2 separate regions of the Homo sapiens genome follow, and region 2 is linked to region 1. Evidence: read pairs that join two places in POLR2A ChIA-PET (ENCODE). Cell type or tissue: IMR-90. All regions are shown on one strand. Each heading gives the region's core, and the rest is flanking DNA. Links, peaks and the distances in the headings are about the cores only. Region 1 overlaps DST (dystonin). Region 2 overlaps DST (dystonin).

Region 1 (9,774 bases), core at 1,047-9,046:
AAAGAGAATTTTAGACCAATATCCTTGATGAACATTGATGCAAAAATCCTCAATAAAATACTGGCAAACCGAATCCAGCAGCACATCAAAAAGCTTATCCACCATGATCAAGTGGGCTTCATCCCTGGGATGCAAGGCTGGTTCAATATACACAAATCAATAAATGTAATGCAGCATATAAACAGAACCAAAGACAAAAACCACATGATTATCTCAATAGATGCAGAAAAGGCCTTTGACAAAATTCAACAACCCTTCATGCTAAAAACTGTCAATAAATTAGGTATTGATGGGACGTATCTCAAAATAATAAGAGCTATCTATGACAGACCCACAGCCAATATCATACTGAATGGGCAAAAACGGGAAGCATTCCCTTTGAAAACTGGCACAAGACAGGGATGCCCTCTCTCACCACTCCTATTCAACATAGTGTTGGAAGTTCTGGCCAGGGCAATTAGGCAGGAGAAGGAAATAAAGGGTATTCAATTAGGAAAAGAGGAAGTCAAATTGTCCCTGTTTGCAGGCAACATGATTGTATATCTAGAAAACCCCATGGCCTCAGCCCCAAATCTCCTTAAGCTGATAGGCAACTTCAGCAAAGTCTCAGGATACAAAATCAATGTACAAAAATCACAAGCATTCCTATACACCCATAACAGACAAACAGAGAGCCAAATCATGAGTGAACTCCCATTCACAGTTGCTTCCAAGAGAATAAAATACTTAGGAATCCAACTTACAAGGGACGTGAAGGACCTCTTCAAGGAGAAATACAAACCACTGCTCAATGAAATAAAAGAGGATACAAACAAATGGAAGAACATTCCATGCTCATGGGTAAGAAGAATCAATATCGTGAAAATGGCCATACTGCCCAAGATAATTTATAGATTCAGTGCCATCCCCATCAAGCTACCAATGACTTTCTTCACAGAATTGGAAAAAACTACTTTAAAGTTCATATGGAACCAAAAAAGAGCCCGCATCGCCAAGTCAATCCTAAGCCAAAAGAACAAAGCTGGAGGCATCAAGCTACCTGACTTCAAACTATACTACAAGGCTACAGTAACCAAAACAGCATGGTACTGGTACCAAAACAGAGATATAGATCAATGGAACAGAACAGAGCCCTCAGAAATAACACCGCGTATCTACAACTATCCGATCTTTGATAAACCTGACAAAAGCAATGGGGAAAGGATTCCCTATTTAATAAATGGTGCTGGGAAAACCAGCTAGCCATATGTAGAAAGCTGAAACTGGATCCCTTCCTTACACCTTATACAAAAATTAATTCAAGATGGATTAAATACTTAAATGTTAGACCTAAAACCATAAAAACCCTAGAAGAAAACCTAGGCATTACCATTCAGGACATAGGCATGGGCAAGGACTTCATGTCTAAAGCACCAAAAGCAATGGCAACAAAAGCCAAAATTGACAAATGGGATCTAATTAAACTAAAGAGCTTCTGCACAGCAAAAGAAACTACCATCAGAGTGAACAGGCAACCTACAAAATGGGAGAAAATTTTCGTAACCTACTCATCTGACAAGGGGCTAATATCCAGAATCTACAATGAACTCCAACAAATTTACGGGAAAAAAACAAACAACCCCATCAAAAAGTGGGCAAAGGATATGAACAGACACTTCTCAAAAGAAGACATTTATGCAGCCAAAAGACACATGAAAAAACGCTCATCATCACTGGCCATCAGAGAAATGCAAATCAAAACCACAATGAGATACCATCTCACACCAGTGAGAATGGCGATCATTAAAAAGTCAGGAAACAACAGGTGCTGGAGAGGCTGTGGAGAAATAGGAACACTTTTACACTGTTGGTGGGACTGTAAACTAGTTCAACCATTGTGGAAGTCAGTGTGGCAATTCCTCAGGGATCTAGAACTAGAAATACTATTTGACCCAGCCATCCCATTACTGGGTATATACCCAAAGGTCTGTAAATCATGCTGCTATAAAGACACATGCACCCATATGTTTATTGCAGCACTATTCACAATAGCAAAGACTTGGAACCAACCCAAATGTCCAACAATGATAGACTGGATTAAGAAAATGTGGCACATATACACCATGGAATACTATGCAGCCATAAAAAATGATGAGTTCATGTCCTTTGTAGGGACATGGATGAAATTGGAAATCATCATTCTCAGTAAACTATCACAAGGCCAAAAAACCAAACACCGCATGTTCTCACTCATAGGTGGGAATTGAACAATGAGAACACATGGACACAGGACGGGGATCATCACACTCTGGGGCCTGTTGTGGGGTGGGGGTAGGGGGGAGAGATAGCATTAGGAGATATACCTAATGCTAAATGACGAGTTAATGGGTGCAGCACACCAGCATGGCACATGTATACATATGTAACTAACCTGCACATTGTGCACACGTACCCTAAAACTTTAATAAAAAAAAAAAAGAAAAGAAATACTTGAGACTGGGTAATTTATAAAGAAAAGAAGTTTAGTTGGCTCACGATTCTACAGGGTCTACAAGCATGGCACTGACATCACTCAGCTTCTGGGGAAGCCTCAGGGAACTTTTACTCATGGTGCAAGGCAAAGCAGGAGCAGGCATGTGACATGGCAAAAGCAGAAGCAAGTGAGAGAGAGAGAGAGGGAGAGAGGTGGGGAGGTGGGGAAGTGCTACATACTTTTAAATGACCAGATCTTGCTAGAATTCACTCACTGTCGAGGACAGCACCAAGATGATGATGGTAAACCATTCATGAGAAATCATCTCCCACCAGGTTCTCCCTTGAACATTGAGGATTGCATTTCAATGTGAGATTTGGGCGGGGACAAATATCCAAACTATATCAGGGGTGATATGTGGTCAGATGTATATTTTAGGTAGAACACATTAGGAGCTATATTAGAGAAGTGATTGGAGGCAGGATCTAACACAGTTAGGATTCTTTTTTCAACAATCCAAGAGAGAGATTATCCTGGAATGATCCAGAAATATGGAGCAAAAGTTGACTTTTAAAAAATATTAAGCAGGTAAAATTGTTGATTGATTTGCACGTGTGGAAAAAAAAAGCTTTAAATGGTTGATTTGCATGTGGAAAATAAGCCTTAGGATGGAATCTAGGAGGAACTTCAGGTTGACTATTTGGGTAGTTAGATATACCCCAGGAGAAAGTATAGGTACAGAGAATGAGATGATGAGTTCAGATTCAGCTTTTTTGAGTTGGAGGTGACTGCATACATCCAGATGGAAATACTCAAGAGGCAGTTGGAAAGCTAGGCCCATGGCCAAGGATGAGTTCACATCTACAACTGGACATTGGGGGCTTTGAAATCCAAATGCAGGAGTAGAAGAGGAGCATGAGTTGCTTAAGATAAATTAAAGCTGGGAATAGGCCTGTGTGGCCAGGCAGCCCACTTTTGCAGAAATCTGTAAGAGCTGTTAGAAATGCAGGGTCAAACTTCTGGAAGACGTATCTATGGCTCCTGCTTCCACCTTTTTTTCCTCCTTCCCATTGTTGAGCCACATCTGTTCACTCAGAGATACGCGGGGACTGCTACTCATTAAATTCAAGGACTCATTAGTCTTTCAGTTTACATTATCCTTTCCGAAGCAGTTGACACTGTTAACCTTTTCCACTTCTCTCTTCCTTTAATCTTTGGGGACAGAGTTATTCTGGGCCCATTTCCACCCCATCAATTACATGTGTTCTTTTTTTTCTTCTCTCCCCATCACTTATATATAAATATTCTCCATGATTCTTTAGAATCTCCTTCTCTGGCATTCCTGTGCTTTCTTGTTTAGGAGTCACATTGTGTATCTTGACTTCCAATTCTCTATGTCTGTTTCCAGTTTGGGTTCCAACTCTCTTCCATTTCCAGTTTTTGCTGTTTCCTTCTGGAGGAGGGTCCCAAAAGCACTTTGAAATCATGAATTCCAAAACAGGCATTCCTTTACTCTTAGCTTGCTCTCACTTTTTTTTTTTTTTTTTTTTTTTTTAATAAATGCCACTAATTGGCTGGGAGCCTTGGCTCATTCCTGTAATCCCAGCACTTTGGACGGCCGAGGTGGGAGGATTGCTTGAGCCCAGGAGTTTGAGACCAGCCTGTGCAATGTGGCAAAACCCTGGCTCTACAAAAAATACAAAAAAATTAGCTGGGCATGGTGGCATGCACCTGTGGTTCTAGCTAATTGGGAGGCTCAGGTGGGAGGATCACCTGAGCTTGTGAGGTCAAGGCTTCAGTGAGCCAAGACTGTACCAGTGCACTCCAGCCTGGGCAACAGAGTGAGACGCTGCCCCCCCAACCAAAAAAAAAAAAAAAAAAGAAAAAGTAAATTCCGCTAATTACCTAGGCTCAAAATCTTTGGACACTTCTACTCTTGTCTCCTCTTGTCCTTTGTTCCTGCCCTCTCCAGCAGTGCTGTCTACTAGAACATTCTGTAATTATGAAATTTATTTTTTTAAATTTTTATTTATTTATTTATTTATTTATTTTAAGAAAGTAGGAATATCACTCTGTCACCCAGGCTGGAATTAACAGTAGCATGATCATAGCCCACTGCAGCCTCAAATTCCTGGGCTCATGCGGTCTTCCTGACTCAGCTCCTGAGTAATTGAGACTACAGGCACAGACTACCGTGCCCGGCTAATTTTTTAATTTTTTTTTGTAAAGACAAGGTCTCACTTTATTACCCAGGCTGGTCTTGAACTCCTGGCCTCAAGTGATCCTCCCAAGTTGGCCTCCCAAAAAGCGTTGGGATTACAAGTGAGCCACCGCACCAGCTGGAAATACTTTACTTATATTTTGCTCTGTTCAATTGGTAGCCACTAGCCACAGTGACTACTTAGCACTTGAAATGTGGCTACTGTAACCAAGGAATGGAATTTTTAATTGTTTAAAATTTCAATTAATTTAAATTTTAAAAGCTACCTGTAGTTGGTAGCTACCATAGTGGCAGCACAGCTTTGCATAGTGTTACCAAGTCCTTTGGACTCTTCCCAACTCTAACTAATTCCACCTTCTCAGTCCAAACAGACCGAACGGTGGAATTGTCTTCAGCCCTTGGCCTTCAGTAGTCCTCACTGCTTTGTTACTGCTGAAGTTGTCCCCAGCTGGTATCTCTCCTTTATTTCGTTTCCATTGGACTTTTCCCATGCAGTGCTACAAATTTAGCCTTCCTATAGGACAGCCCTGAGCATCTCAACCCCTTACCCAAAAGCCCTGCATAACTCCCCATTGCTATGGGATAAAATGTAAACTCCTTAGCCTGATGTTTGAAGCCTTTCCAGGCCTATTTCTATTTACTCACCCATAAGCATTGTCAAACTGGATGGGACTCTCCCCTTCTCCTGTGATTCTTCTGTCCTCATCTTTGTGTCTTCTGTTTGTTCTGCAGGGAGTGGTTCTCCCAAATCCACACTTTCTTAAGGAGCCATCTCAGTGTCATTACCATTGAGGTGGCCCTCATTTCCCTCCCATTTTTTTCCTGTTAACTTCCAGCAGCATTTTTTCAGACTCACCTGTGGCACTTACCACTTCCTGCCTCGAACCATAAAATCCCTGAAAGTAAGCTTTGTGTCTGTTTTTATTTTTGTATATTCACAAAATGTAGCAAGGCTTTTTGAATTTGTTAGATGTTCAGTAACTTTTATTGAATTAACAGAAATAAACATGACTCAGTATTGAGTCAGGATCTACTGATTTGGGCGAGCTTATTTATCTCCTTTCCTGGAGTCAGAAGTGGTCTCAAATTTTGGTTGTTGTTTGTTTTAGTAGTAGTTGGGGTATTGTACAAAGCCTAGAAGTAGGGGTTAAGGGTATAAAGTTAGAGGGTTGTATGATCAGGAACCAGGGAAATTATTATGAACATATGCTCAAAGGTTTATTTCAAAACTTAATTTGTGTTATCCAGACTGGCTGATGCTTTTGCTAATGCTGCTTTATAACTGGCCTTATTCGAAGAACTCTGGAGTAAGTTGATGATGAAAGTTGGTATGATGAAAAGTTTATTCTGTCCAATTTTACTTTATCTTATTAGAAATCATTTTTTCCACATTAGAAATCTATTATTTAGTCCTGCTGAGTATAATTGAAAAGCGTTTAATCCTACAGGCTTTGCAAGGACAGATATCAAGTCAGCAGGTTGCTGTAGAGAAACTGAAGAAAACGGCTGAAGTGCTTTTAGATGCCAGGGGATCTTTACTTCCAGCCAAGAATGATATCCAGAAAACACTTGGTAAGATATTCATGTCCTTGCTTCCTGTCTCACAGGTAAATTCTAAAGAAAGGTGTCCTAATAGATATGGAGAAAAATGTTCACTAGTTATAGATTGTGTTCTATGTGCTCTTTCTCTGTGAAATGGTGTTCCTGCATCTGGGAAAAGGCATGCCTTCTTTGGCAGGTATATTAGAATCTTAGAGGCGGGGGCTATGTGTCTTGAAAAGAGTATATTTAAATTTAAATTTGATATTTAGAAAACATAACAGGAACTCGCTATGTAATGTCCACCACAGGAAGTAGAACTTCACAAAATTCTCTTGGTTGATGGGATTGGGCAGAGTTAGGCCTTCAACTTAAGGCCAAAGTAGAATCTCTGAGGGTCTTTATCAATAGTGGGAACGTGGGTTTAAGAGGTTGAGAAATGTGCTTAATTGAATTGAATTGAATTTATTTTTAGAGACAGGGGTTACTTTATTGCCCAGGCTGAGTGCAGTGGCACAATCATGTCTCACTGCAGCCTTGACTTCCTGGGCTCAAGCAGTCTTCCTCATCTCAGCCTCCTGAGAAGTAAGGACTACAGGAATGCTCTGTCATGTGCAGCTAATTTTTTAAATTTTTTTTGTAGAGATGGGGTCTCACTGTATTGTCCAGGCTAGTCTCAAACTCTTGGGCTTAAATGATCCTCCCCAAATGTTTTGTGCACAAAAGTAGCACTACAGCTGTAATCAAGTTTCTAGTATCACTAAAGAATTGGTGTAACTGAGCTCTCAATTTGAGTGAGGCCACTAAAAAACTTCTAGAACACAGAGAAGTGGGAAGACTTCTCAAAGCACATCTCTCAGGCCGGGTGCAAAAGCTGACACCTGTAATCCCAACATTTGGGGAGGATCATTTAAGCCCAAGAGTTTGTGATTAATGTGTTTCTTGAGAAAAGAGCTATTGTATATTATCTTTCTATCTAACCACAGTATTTAGTTTATACCAAATGTGCAGTGGATTATCAATACATATTTTTTACTATCTTACATATGTATTTTTTGTTTTCACTGCCCTGCTTTTCACAATATTTAATGTTATTGTGTATTTCTGTGTGTGAATATGTGAAGTAAAAATATTCCACAACAGATGATTAGACATATGTTTTACCCTAAATAGAGCATGAATTAAAATCTGAGTCAAAATTTTATTTGAAGAGAAGAATGGAACTTAGCTCTTTTAAGATCACTGTGTAAAAGGGAAATCCTGTCTTTCATTCTTACATGTATCCAGATGTTTTTTATTATGTACCCCTGTCAAAAATGATCTTCAGCCTGCATCCCCATATATGCAGATGTATGTATAAGTCATGTGAACATATTACTGTATTATTCTATGTGTTATAATTATAAAACACAAAAATATAGAGTTTTAAAGTATAAAATGAAAATATGAATGGAAGTTCTAACATTTTGTTCCTCTGTCCCAATGCAGCATCTCATATATCCACATTAGATACCATTGCTGTGAGGACTTGGGTATAAGGATATGAAGGAGAAAGAAAGACTATCTTATTTGTATTTATGTTACTCGAAGAGGCATTTTGACATTTTTTTCTTATTGTTAAGTGTACATAGTTTCACTTTTAGTTGCTTAAAATTCATTTGTTACATTATTTTAAAACTAAAACTTCTGGCATAATTTTCTAGGAAATATGTGAAACTATTTAAGGTATAGAGGAGTTTCTCTAAGATCTTTCTGACTTCTAAGAAAACCAATGATTTAAAAAAATAACATTCTTACAGTAGATTTTTGTACCTTTTTCTAAAATATTTTTTAGTTTACTAAAATGAAGAATTTACTTCAGTGACAATATTTTATCACTAAGAAGTGCAAACTAAACAGTGTCTTCGTTTAGCCCACTATGACAAAAATAGCATCGGCTGGGTAGCTTAAACAACATACATTTATTTCCAATAGTTCTGGAGGCTGGAAATCAGAGAACAGGCTGCCAGTATGGTCGGGTTCTGGTGAGGGCCCTTTTCCTGGCTTACAGATGGCCACTATCTTGCTGGTAGAGAGTGGTGGAGAGACATCATTTCTCTCCTGTTTCTTCTTCTAAGGGCGCTAATCCCATTCACACGGGCTCTACCCTCATGACCTAATTACCTCCTCAGAGAGAGAGGAAACCTGATTCTTTTTGCTACTCACTCTCATACACCATTGAACATGACACAGAACACTTCTGTGACCAGATGTGTGTGTATTTCTCCCCATACACCAAACAATTCTCCAACAGATACCAGCTGGATGTCCTATAATTCAATTCAGTTCAATTCAATTCTGACACTGTCTACCTGGAATTAGCTTCAGACCCCACAGGTTAAGGGGTCAGTCTCATAATGCTGCCCCCCACTTCAGATACCAATCACAAGTCCCAAATTGTGATCCGTATTTCAGACTGATCAGCTATAAATTAGGATTCCCATGACCCTTCTCACGTTCAATTAATTGCTAGAGTGACTCACAGAACTCAGAGAAAGACTTTACTTACATTTACCCACTTACTATAAAGAATATTACAAAGGATACAGATGAACAGCCAGATGGAAGAGATACACAGGGTGAGGTATGGGAGAAGGGGAGCAGAATTTCTGTGCCCTCTATGGGCATGCCATGCTCAGGACTCCATGTGTTCAGCTATTCAGAAGCTCCCCAGACGAATCCTATTGGGTTTTTATGGCAGCTTCATTACATAAGCATGATTGATTACATCATTGGCCATTGGTAGCAGCTCAATCTTCAGCCCCTCTTCCCTCCTCAGAGGTTGACAGGGTGACAGTTCCAACTGTCTAATCACATGGTTGATTCCCTGGCAACATCTGCCACTGTCCCCTGCTCCCCCTACCCTAAGACTATCCAGGAGGCCACCAGGCGTCACCTCATTCAAACAAAAGATGCCCCTCATGAAGGAATTCCAAGGGACTTAGGAGCTCTGCCATACACTCCTGTCACTTAGGAAATCACAAAGGTCTTAGGAGCTCTATGTCAGGAACTGAGGTCAACGACCAAATATCAGAACAAAAGATTCTCTTAGTGTCTGTATTACTGAGGAAATCAGAAGGGTTTTAGGAACTCTATGTCAAGAGCTATGGCCAGAGACCAAATATTTCTTATTATATGATAATATCACATCTTCCAAAGGCCCCAGCACCCAACACTATCACATTGGGACTTTGGCCCCAATATATGAATTTTGGGGGACACATTTAGTCTATAGCAAACTAACACTCAAATCTGTTAATTATATGAAAATAGCTGGCTTTCCTTCGAAAGTCACTTATTATGGCTGAACAGGTCACTCATTTTACTTACCCTGTTGATGCAGTTGCCCAATTAAGAAGTCGCTAACCTGCCAACTTCAAGCTGCCATTCAGAGCATGTGCTCTTGTGAGTTTCCAAATTAGAGCTCATTTTTTTTCTTCAACTTTTATTTTAGAATCAGAGGGTACATATGCAGGTTTGTTAGAAAGGTATATTGTATGATGCTGAGGTTTGGCATATGATC
Region 2 (9,774 bases), core at 675-8,674, 71 kb after region 1:
CATGGTGGTGCATACCTATAATCCCAGCTACTTGGCATGCTGAGGCAGGAGAATCACTTGAACCTGGGAGGCGGAGGTTGTGGTGAGCCAAGATCGTGCCACGGCACTCCAGCCTGGGCAACAAGAGCAAAACTCTGTCTTAAAAAAAAAAAAAAAGGCTCCTCTCACTACTTGCCAAGCCAAGTTGCCTTATAGTGATGCTATACAGGTGAGATCTACCTAGACCCAAAGGAACTCCAGAAATATCAGCAGAGATGTAGCATTTTATTTGAGAGTCTCTTGATAACTCTTGAGTGAAAGCTTGTTTTCCAAGCATTCCTGAAAGAACATTGACAGGAGAACGTATGTAACATCTTCAGTTTTCCTTTTCCATGAGATTATCTATAGCTGATATACCATCACCACCTCCATTCGGTAAAGCAGCATGAAGATACCTAATTATGCCAAATAAAAATAAAAACTTGGCCTGGGACGCCCAGGAGCTAGATTGCAAACATGGCCCTCCCACATTCTTATGTGCAGCATGCTATATTAGACTCTTCCTTCTTTTAAAATTGAATTCATCTTTATTTAGCCCTTTCTAAAACTATTTTGAGGCAGTCTTTTGAAAACCTTCAAAAACATTTTATTACATTGGTGATAGTTAATGATGTAATTCCTCAACAGGTTCTCAAAATAATGCTCATAATTGATTTTAGTAGACACTTTCAATAAAAATCTAGGTATGTGGCCATCCTGGTGACTGATAGAAATTAGAGTTTGCAGGAAAAGATTGGTAGCTTATCTCTAGACCATCTTTCCTGAAAGTAAGATTCCCCAGAGAAGCTTTTGTGAGGGGCTGGAGTTTGGAGATACACATTCTGGTGAGGACAAAGAGCTGCTGATGAGGGAACCTAATCAATAATGTGGTGCAAATGAAAGACCCCTCAATGCTGCACAGAGGCCAGCCTCAGAAAAACCTGCAAGCAAAGGCAGATCTTCCCCCTGGGGGTGGCTTTGGTTTTGACCCATGAAAAACTGCTCATTGAAATCCATGGGATCCATGAGGTGTATGTATTCTAGCTTTATTCAGGCTTCCAACACATCTTCTCTATTAAAGGGAATGGGGATCCACTTGAATTCTACACCCACGCACTAGTATAAATATCATTGTATTTCTTGATTAGCTAGCAAAATTATGCACATTCATATGACATGTGTTTTTCCTTAAATATACCTTACAAACAATGCTCAGTATATAGCTGTGTATTGATAGATTGCCCTTGCAGCCTTTAATATTTTAAAATAATGAATATAGATTCATTCATATGTGTGTCTATATATCATATATATATAGAATAGATTCATACATAAATATAAAATGTAATACATGTTCATTCATTTTATATCAGTCCGCATATATAAATGCAATGCCTTGTGGGCTTACATCACCCTAACATTCCTTATCTTGAGGTTTTGTCTCAGCATTGCATCTAACTTATATTGAGCTTCTTTCTATTCTTTTTTCTTCCTTCCCTTCTCCCTCCTTCCCCCCGTCTTGTCTCTCTCTCTCTCTCTTTTTCTTTCTTCTATTTTTGTATATATCATGAGTGTGCAGAAAGGAACACCATCAGATATGACTTGGTGTCTGTAGGTTGGGGACATAGCGAGTTCAGAATACTTTTATATAATATGACCCTAGGCTAATGCTCTTGTCAAAATGTGCTACTCTTGGTATGAGATGCATAATAAACTGGGATTCATTATTTCACTGAACCAGCATCTTTGTACCCTAAAGGGTCTTTGGTGTGACCAGACTGTTGTTTAATCTTTGTGTCAGGACCTTCTCTTCCTGGCAAAGAGCTGTATGAGCCATCATGTGTTAAATGCCTTGTGATGGGGAGGGGTTTGTTTGGAGTTTCTTGCCAGCTGGATGCATTGCAGGTGTAGACAGCTGTAATATGGAGGTGTGACCCTGAGATACTGAAAAGCTGTTTGGTTTGTTATAGCAACTGCGTGAGTTGATAGCTGAACACAAGCCTCATATAGATAAGATGAACAAAACTGGGCCACAGTTACTGGAATTGAGCCCTGGGGAAGGCTTTTCTATCCAAGAGAAGTATGTGGCAGCCGACACCCTTTACAGTCAAATTAAAGAAGATGTCAAAAAGCGTGCTGTGGCACTGGATGAAGCCATTTCTCAATCAACTCAGGTAATTGTTTACACTAGATATAGAATTGGGTTCTTGCAGACAACAGAGCACAGAAAGACATTTTCCTGGATTTCCTGATTAAATTTTAACTAAAATTATTTCACCACATTCACTCTTGAGTATTGATGTCTGTGTCCCTCAGAGGTGATGTTTGCTTGCATCCAGCCTTTATCTCCTTATCTTTCTCTGCCTGCTTATAGATATAATACAAATAATTTTCAATGACTTAAGAAACGTGCAGTTGTCATCATTGTCTGAATATTTAATTCAGTGTCCATCCTGAGTAGAATGTAATATTTGCCATTGGGGGAGATAAAGGAAAGTGTTATAATTATTAATAAAGTACTCTCAAGAAGGCAATGAGAAGAAAGAATGATAGGCTAAATGAAAAGAAAAAGAATATAAAGTTGGATATTGATGGTTTTTTCTTTTCTGAAAATATCTTTTTTCAAGAAGTTGAATTTTGAAATACCCAAAGATTTTCCATTTTCAAGATTTGGTTTTCATTATTAGATATGGCACATTAGAGTGGGCCAGTGTCACAATCCTGTGTGATTATTCCTTTAACTTTGAGATAGTATAGAACAAAGTTCATTCATAGATGTGAATGAACAAGTTTTTATAGCTTTGCTTAATTGTCTATGGAACCTTTACAAATAAAAATTTTACATTCTCTCATGTGTCTGATTATGTGTTTAACCATGAAGTAAATAAAAACTTCTGACACTTGTAACTTCTGTTATATCAGAAGTTACAACATTGGGGAGGTTTTTTGTTAAAATTTTTTTTAACATTTTTCAATTCAGGAAATGCATAACTTAAGGATTCCCTGGAATCTAATCAAAACTTCCCATGAATTTCACATTAAATAATATAACTTTTCAGGATGCCATAATAGTTCATTAAAAATGAAGTAAACAATCCATTGTAATAGACAAATACTCAGCTTATTGAACTTGATTTTTAAAATTAATTTGAATTATGATAACAGGATGAAGCAGCAGGTAAAGAGACATTGCTGCCATGTCGTCCTGGTCCAATTACATATTAATATATACCATTTCTTAATGGATACACTCAAATATTCATAAGAAACTAAGTCTATTGTACATAGGTAGTGTGACAGAGGTGCATATACTTCATGATTTTAGGCATGTCTTCACACACCAGGTGGATGTAACTTTTGAATGGGTCTGTTGATAAAGAGGCTAAGATTTATTCTTAATTCTGACATTAAATTGTAAAAAATGTTTTTTCATTTAAATTTCACACTTGGTATTACAGATCTTTTTTCCATAAAAGATCTCTTTGTTTTGCCCCTAGTTCCATGACAAGATAGATCAGATCCTTGAGAGCCTGGAACGCATCGTGGAACGTCTGAGGCAGCCACCCTCTATCTCTGCAGAGGTTGAGAAGATCAAGGAACAGATCAGTGAAAATAAGAATGTGTCAGTAGACATGGAAAAGCTACAGCCGTTGTATGAAACTCTTAAACAGAGGGGAGAGGAAATGATTGCTAGATCTGGGGGGACTGATAAAGACATATCTGCCAAAGGTAATACTTTTGGAATAGGGAAACAAATTTTAAAGCATTCTAAATGTTTATGCGGTTTACTCACCGTCCAATTGGATAACAAAATGCCGCATCTTAAAAAAGATACTACAAATGTGATGTGTTTAGGGTTGAAGGGCTGTGTATGCAAATCCCTTGTTAATGTCTTCCTGTGTTTGTGAAATTATTTGGTTGAATACAAAGCGTGCCATTATACATAGACCATGTATAAAGACCATATGTTCAAAGACCATGTGTATTCAGGCCTTTTAAATCAGTAGGTTGAAGCATATTGCTAATAAGGCCATATCTGGGGTTTTTTCCTCATTACTGACTCTGCTACCTTACATAGCATGGATCCTGCATCACATAGCCACAAAAATGGGAACCACTACCACAGCCAGCCATCTTTGAGATACGAGCTGAGGGTCAAAAGGGAGAGCATGTGCGTAGTGGAAATTCACAATGAGAGTACTCTAGAAGCAAGCCCAAAGTACATACCATACATTGTTACATTCCTGGGACTGAACGGACAATTTTACTCTTGATTTGGGGAGCATAAAAGTGTACCTAGGTGATTATTTCACTCCCTTTGGGATTAAGGATAGCCTTAATGAACTTGAAACTTGATAAACTTGGTTCTACTCTGAGCTCACTTTTGTCAGGAAGAACCTTGGTTTGGCAAGAATAGCAGACCCAGAGATATTATGTTATTTGGCATAGACTCTTGGACCCACTGATATCCACTGGACTGGGGTCATTCAAAACTTGGTCCAGTTTTAGATACTTAGCAAATTGGATCACTACTTTCTGTGTGAACTATAACATTCTGCTTTGTTGGTTACGTGGGGCTAACCAGTCGCCTTGTGGATATTGTTTTGCTTCATAGCTGTTCAGGATAAGCTTGACCAAATGGTTTTCATTTGGGAGAACATACACACACTGGTGGAAGAGAGGGAAGCCAAACTACTGGATGTGATGGAGCTAGCAGAAAAGTTCTGGTGTGATCACATGTCATTGATAGTTACCATTAAAGATACTCAAGATTTCATCCGGGACCTGGAAGATCCTGGAATTGATCCTTCAGTAGTAAAACAACAGCAAGAAGCAGCAGAGGTAAGCAGAAAATCTCATTTAAAGTTAGAAAAATAAGTTGTGGCATAATGAAATCCAGATTCCTTGGGTAAATGTTAGGAGTTACTCTGTTAACATTTATATTTGGTTCTGAAAATGGAATGTGCAGTGATACAGTAGGAGATAGAGTATACCCACAAATTTCACTTTGAGATTGTATGTTTAAAACAATTTCTCAGGCCTGCGTGGTGGCTCATGCCTGTATTCCCAGAACTTTGGGAGGCCGAGGTGGGCGGATCACTTGAGGCCAGGAGTTTGAGACCAGCTTGGCCAACATGACGAAACCCTGTCTCTACTAAAAGTACAAAAATTAGTTAAGCGTGGTGGTACACACCTGTAGTACCAGCTAGTTCGAGGGTGAAGCATGAGAATCACTTGAACCTGGGAGGTGGAGGTTACAGTCAGCCAAGATCGTGCCACTATACTCTAACCTGGGCGACAGAGTGAGCCCCTGTCTCAGAAGACAAACAAAAACACAAAACAACAACAACAAAAAATTTCTCTTTATCCTCACTGTTTTTGCCTTATTTCAGGGCCTTATTATCTCTCTCTTTCTTTTTGGCTTCCAAAGTAATCCAAAGTGCAGACTGTCTTTTCCTTGCTAGGCCTCTGACCTTGCTGCCAGTCTTCTCTCTAGATCTGCTCTTACTGTGTTGCTGCCTAAACCCCGTCAGAGGCATCCCCTGCCATCTGGATCAAGCCCAAACTCCCTAGAGCAGGGCATGCAGCTTTTTGCATGCCAGCCTAGCTCATGCCTATGTTTCCAAAGTTATGTTTTTCTCTTGCTCCTTTACCAAACTCCCTCCCTGCTACTGATTAGAAAGGGCGTTTCCCAAAACAAACTGTTTTGCTCTTTCTAGCGTCAGTGCCTTTGCGCATCTTATTTCCTCACTCTAGAATGTCCTTCCTGCCACTCTACTGGCAAAGTCCACTCAGGGTTCAGTTGGATCATTACCCCCATGTAAAACCTTTTCTTGTATACTTAGCAGAGTTAGTGCATCTGTGTTCCCGTAATACTTTATTCATGCAAAGGACTCTGCACATAGTATGGTTTACTGTTGCTTATGCCTCTGTCTTTCCTGCTGTAGTGTGGGCCCCTTGAGGGGAATAGCCATATCTATTTTTCTTTGTATCCCCAGTGCCTGGTTTAGGGCTTGGTTTATGGTTATTCAGTGTTTGTTGAATGAATGAATGTATTTAACCAAGAAGATGAAAGCAAAAGTAGGATACTGCCTTTCTGTTGTGGTATCTTTGTACCTTACAGGTCCTACCTGGTCCTGCCTAGGGTAATGACATAAAATGTAAATCCAAAGCTAGATTATTCTAAATCTACTAACAAATATATTAATTTGTATTGTTTTTGGATTTATATTTTACTTGTCTATGTTAAATGTATATTGGTTTGGAAACCAAAATGTCTTTCTAAGCCTTACAGTATTGTTGATATTTTTAAAAATTTGTTTTGGTATTTGTTAAGGTATTTCTTATTTATCATTTCTTAAATATCTTTATAATAAACATTTGACATTTGTTACTAAAAGGGTGCTGTTTTTCTTTTAAAATATTTCTTGTTGAAAAAATTTATTGCAGAAACTTAGAAAACAGAAAAATGATTAGAATGCCACCTTCTAGAAATAACTACCATTGATATTGTTGTGTACTTTTTAAAGTTTTGATGTGGTTTTGCTTAAAATTCTAAGGCTGTCATTTTCTTATTCTAGACCATAAGGGAAGAAATAGATGGACTACAGGAGGAGCTGGATATAGTTATTAACCTAGGTTCTGAACTCATTGCGGCATGTGGGGAGCCTGATAAACCCATTGTCAAGAAGAGTATAGATGAGGTACAACTGGCTTACTTATCAGAATGGCTTTTAAAAAGTTTTTAGTTAACTAAAATATTTTGTTAACAGTAGTTGAAAGTTTAAAATATGGCACTAAAAGAATTCTAACATACATCTTGTAGTTAAATTCAGCATGGGATTCTCTAAATAAAGCTTGGAAAGACCGGATTGACAAACTTGAGGAGGCAATGCAGGCTGCCGTTCAGTACCAGGATGGACTGCAGGTAAGGGGATTACAGTGTATGTGCTGGTCTTAGCTGGAAGGAGGAATCGTACTAATTGATGTCTACATATTGGCACCACCTCAAGATCTGCCAGTGCATATGCAATTGTGGGCAAATTATTCCTGCAGTTGCCTGTGTATCTCATTTCATGTTTTGTCTTTTAGAAGATATTTCTGACCTTTCAGATATGTGTAGATTTATATACACATCTAAACACATTTCTGTATACACATTCAGTGAAATTTACTTTGAAAAGAAATATTTTGATTTTTTTTAAGTGAAAGTAAATGTTCTCACACAGTGTTTTTTATAAATGGCTCAGCACCAGACAGTGAAATGGAACTAAATGTGAATTCTGTTCTGAGTGGAATAAGATGAAAGGAGTAAACACTATCTAAAAATATCACCAAGTTTAACTAAAGTCAGAAGTAAAGAAATTTGATTTGAAGCCAGTGTTCTCCATGTACAAAAATAGATTTCTATTAGGTCATAATCTGGTGTGTAAAAAGTGTTTTCTTCTTTTCCATGTATATAATTTCTTTTAATAGTTGTTTTTCACTTAAGGGTTTTCATTCAGTTCATTAACCATTTATAAGGTTTTTTTTTAATATTAAAAATTATCTTGTCAGTTGAGGCCAACTCGGGTATATTTCTCTCCCTACCTCCCTTAACCTTGCTCCGTTTCCTAACAGACTGGCAGGAGTTTAATCTTTCATCCTTCTTACCATATGGAAAAAGCTTAAGTATTTCCATAACACTAAGTGAATATTATTTTTAAAGCCCAGATGAGAACATCTTTTCCTTTTTTATTATGCCATTCCATTTCTATATTTGTAAAAATAAATGTCACAGCTAGGCTTTATGCCAGCTGAGAAGTTTTTTGAACTTTGGAAATATATGAAAGATTTTACTACAAATAACACTTTATTATATTCTCCCTCCCTCTTCTTTTTTTTTTTTTCTTTTGTAACCTAAGTGATAATTTACTCTATTAGGTATCAATGACAAGTAACTAATTCGGGCTCCAGTCTGTGAGGCTAGGTCATTGTTAAATCATTGAGTTGTAATCTCTTCCATGGCTAGAGGTGGCAATGCCACCACATGCAGCCATTTAGGAGGTCACACGCAAGCCACCATGGCTTGTATAGTCTCTTTATCACTACCAGAAAAGTAAGGCCTGTCATAAGTCCTGTTGATCATGTATTAGTAGCATCACCTGTGCTAGCAAAGGGCAGATTGATTTATTAAGTAGCTACAGTACAGCTAGCTGTAGCTAGATGTCAAAGCTCTGGATGCTAATTTTCAAGATTTGATTGTAAAGTAAAATACGTTTTATTTCCCAGGTTGCTGCTTAAGTACTTAGTCAGGGTTGGCTAATGATAACTTAAAAATCCAAGATTTATCGCCCTACTATATGGTTTGTAAACTTCATTAAAGTGCAAAATATCCCAGTGCTTTGGGAGGCTGAGGTGGGAGGATCACTTGAGGCCAGGAGTTCAAGATCAGCCTGGGAAACATAGCAAGATCCTGTCAAAACAAGAGCTGAAGTACCCCATCTACAATTTTTTTTTCTTTTTTTATTAGCCAGCCATGGTGGCATGTGCCTATAGTCTGAGCTACTTGGAAGGCTGAGGTAGGAGGATTGCTTGAGCCCAGGAGTTTGAGGTTACAGTGAGCTATTTGATTGTGCCACTGCACTCCAGCTTGGGTGACAGAGTAATGGCAAAATGATTTTATTTTGTATTCAGTACCTAAAAAAAATGTGACTTGAGCCTTTTTAGACTATTTTTATTACCTAAATAAATAAGAAATGCAGGAGAGTCTGAAACCTGTTATAATTCAGAATAATGGTCTTAATGCTAATAATTTATATGTGCAGGATCTTAATGCTAATCTAAATAATATGTAAGGGTTTGAGTCAAATATTTTGCCTAAGTTCTAAACAGTAATTTCTTGCTTATTTGAATGAACAAATAGATTTGAATCTTTTCCTTTCAGTATATTTATACAAGCTGCCTTTTAAGCACATGTAATGAAGAATTCCATGTGATTGGATTCTATAAATGTTTTCAAATGATTTTTTTAGAAGTTCATAATATATCAAGAATCTATTGAATAAACAATTTCTTTTGCAAACTTGTATGTATCTATTTCATATTTGGGACAACCATTTTGGTATATTACTGCTTTTACTAATTTAGGTGAACCATGTTAATTTTTTATAAAATAGTCTAATTCTATAATATCTTTTAGATTTATGATTGTATTTTTCTGTAGTACTTGAAATACTGTAGCAATTTCAAATGTACTGTTGTAACAACACGTGGGCGAATGTGTCTTTCAGGCGGTATTTGACTGGGTAGATATTGCAGGTGGTAAATTAGCTTCAATGTCTCCAATTGGAACAGATCTCGAAACTGTCAAGCAGCAGATTGAAGAGCTAAAGGTATGTGTGGGGGCTAATTTATCGAAGACTCCCTTGCAGTTTTAAGTCCTTGATTCACATAATTTTGTACATAAATTTATTTTACCTAATGTAAGTATGACAGCTTAATTATAAAGCTAGTTTAATGTACATAGTGCTTTCACATGCTAAGCAATATATAAGTGTTCTTTAAATAAAGGAAAGAAATACTATTAATAGTTTTCTTTTTATAGTCAATTAATAACTGTTCGTATAGAAAAATCAGAAAATGCAAATAAAAAGGAGAAAAACAAATTATTTCAAGTCACCCAAAATGTTATATACCTAGAGATCACCTTTCTTAGATTTGATTTATAGCCTTTCTGATATCTTCATGTTAGGGACATGGGGTGTGTGTGTGTGT

Evidence for each region. ChIA-PET counts read pairs that join two places held together with the same protein. Peaks named below come from ENCODE experiments on the same cell type or tissue, not always from the same donor. Only the 100,000 strongest peaks of a DNase experiment are listed, where the experiment ranks them.
Region 2: POLR2A ChIA-PET joins it to region 1 with 20 read pairs; 1 of 35 experiments calls an interaction of 5 or more read pairs at or near these places.

What each region holds. Positions count from the first base shown.
Region 1 is chr6:56,575,285-56,585,058 of GRCh38, reverse strand. DST (dystonin) reads left to right here. Exons shown (of 104, transcript NM_001374736.1): 50 at 6,122-6,245. Among named protein-coding and RNA genes, the nearest start is that of DST-AS1, 260 kb to the left of the region's middle. In IMR-90, for the core only: no CTCF peak of the experiment used is centred there; no DNase peak of the experiment used is centred there; H3K27ac peaks cover 305 bases.
Region 2 is chr6:56,503,615-56,513,388 of GRCh38, reverse strand. DST (dystonin) reads left to right here. Exons shown (of 104, transcript NM_001374736.1): 73 at 1,989-2,192; 74 at 3,516-3,747; 75 at 4,634-4,860; 76 at 6,600-6,722; 77 at 6,845-6,946; 78 at 9,291-9,392. Among named protein-coding and RNA genes, the nearest start is that of COL21A1, 260 kb to the right of the region's middle. In IMR-90, for the core only: no CTCF peak of the experiment used is centred there; no DNase peak of the experiment used is centred there; H3K27ac peaks cover 213 bases.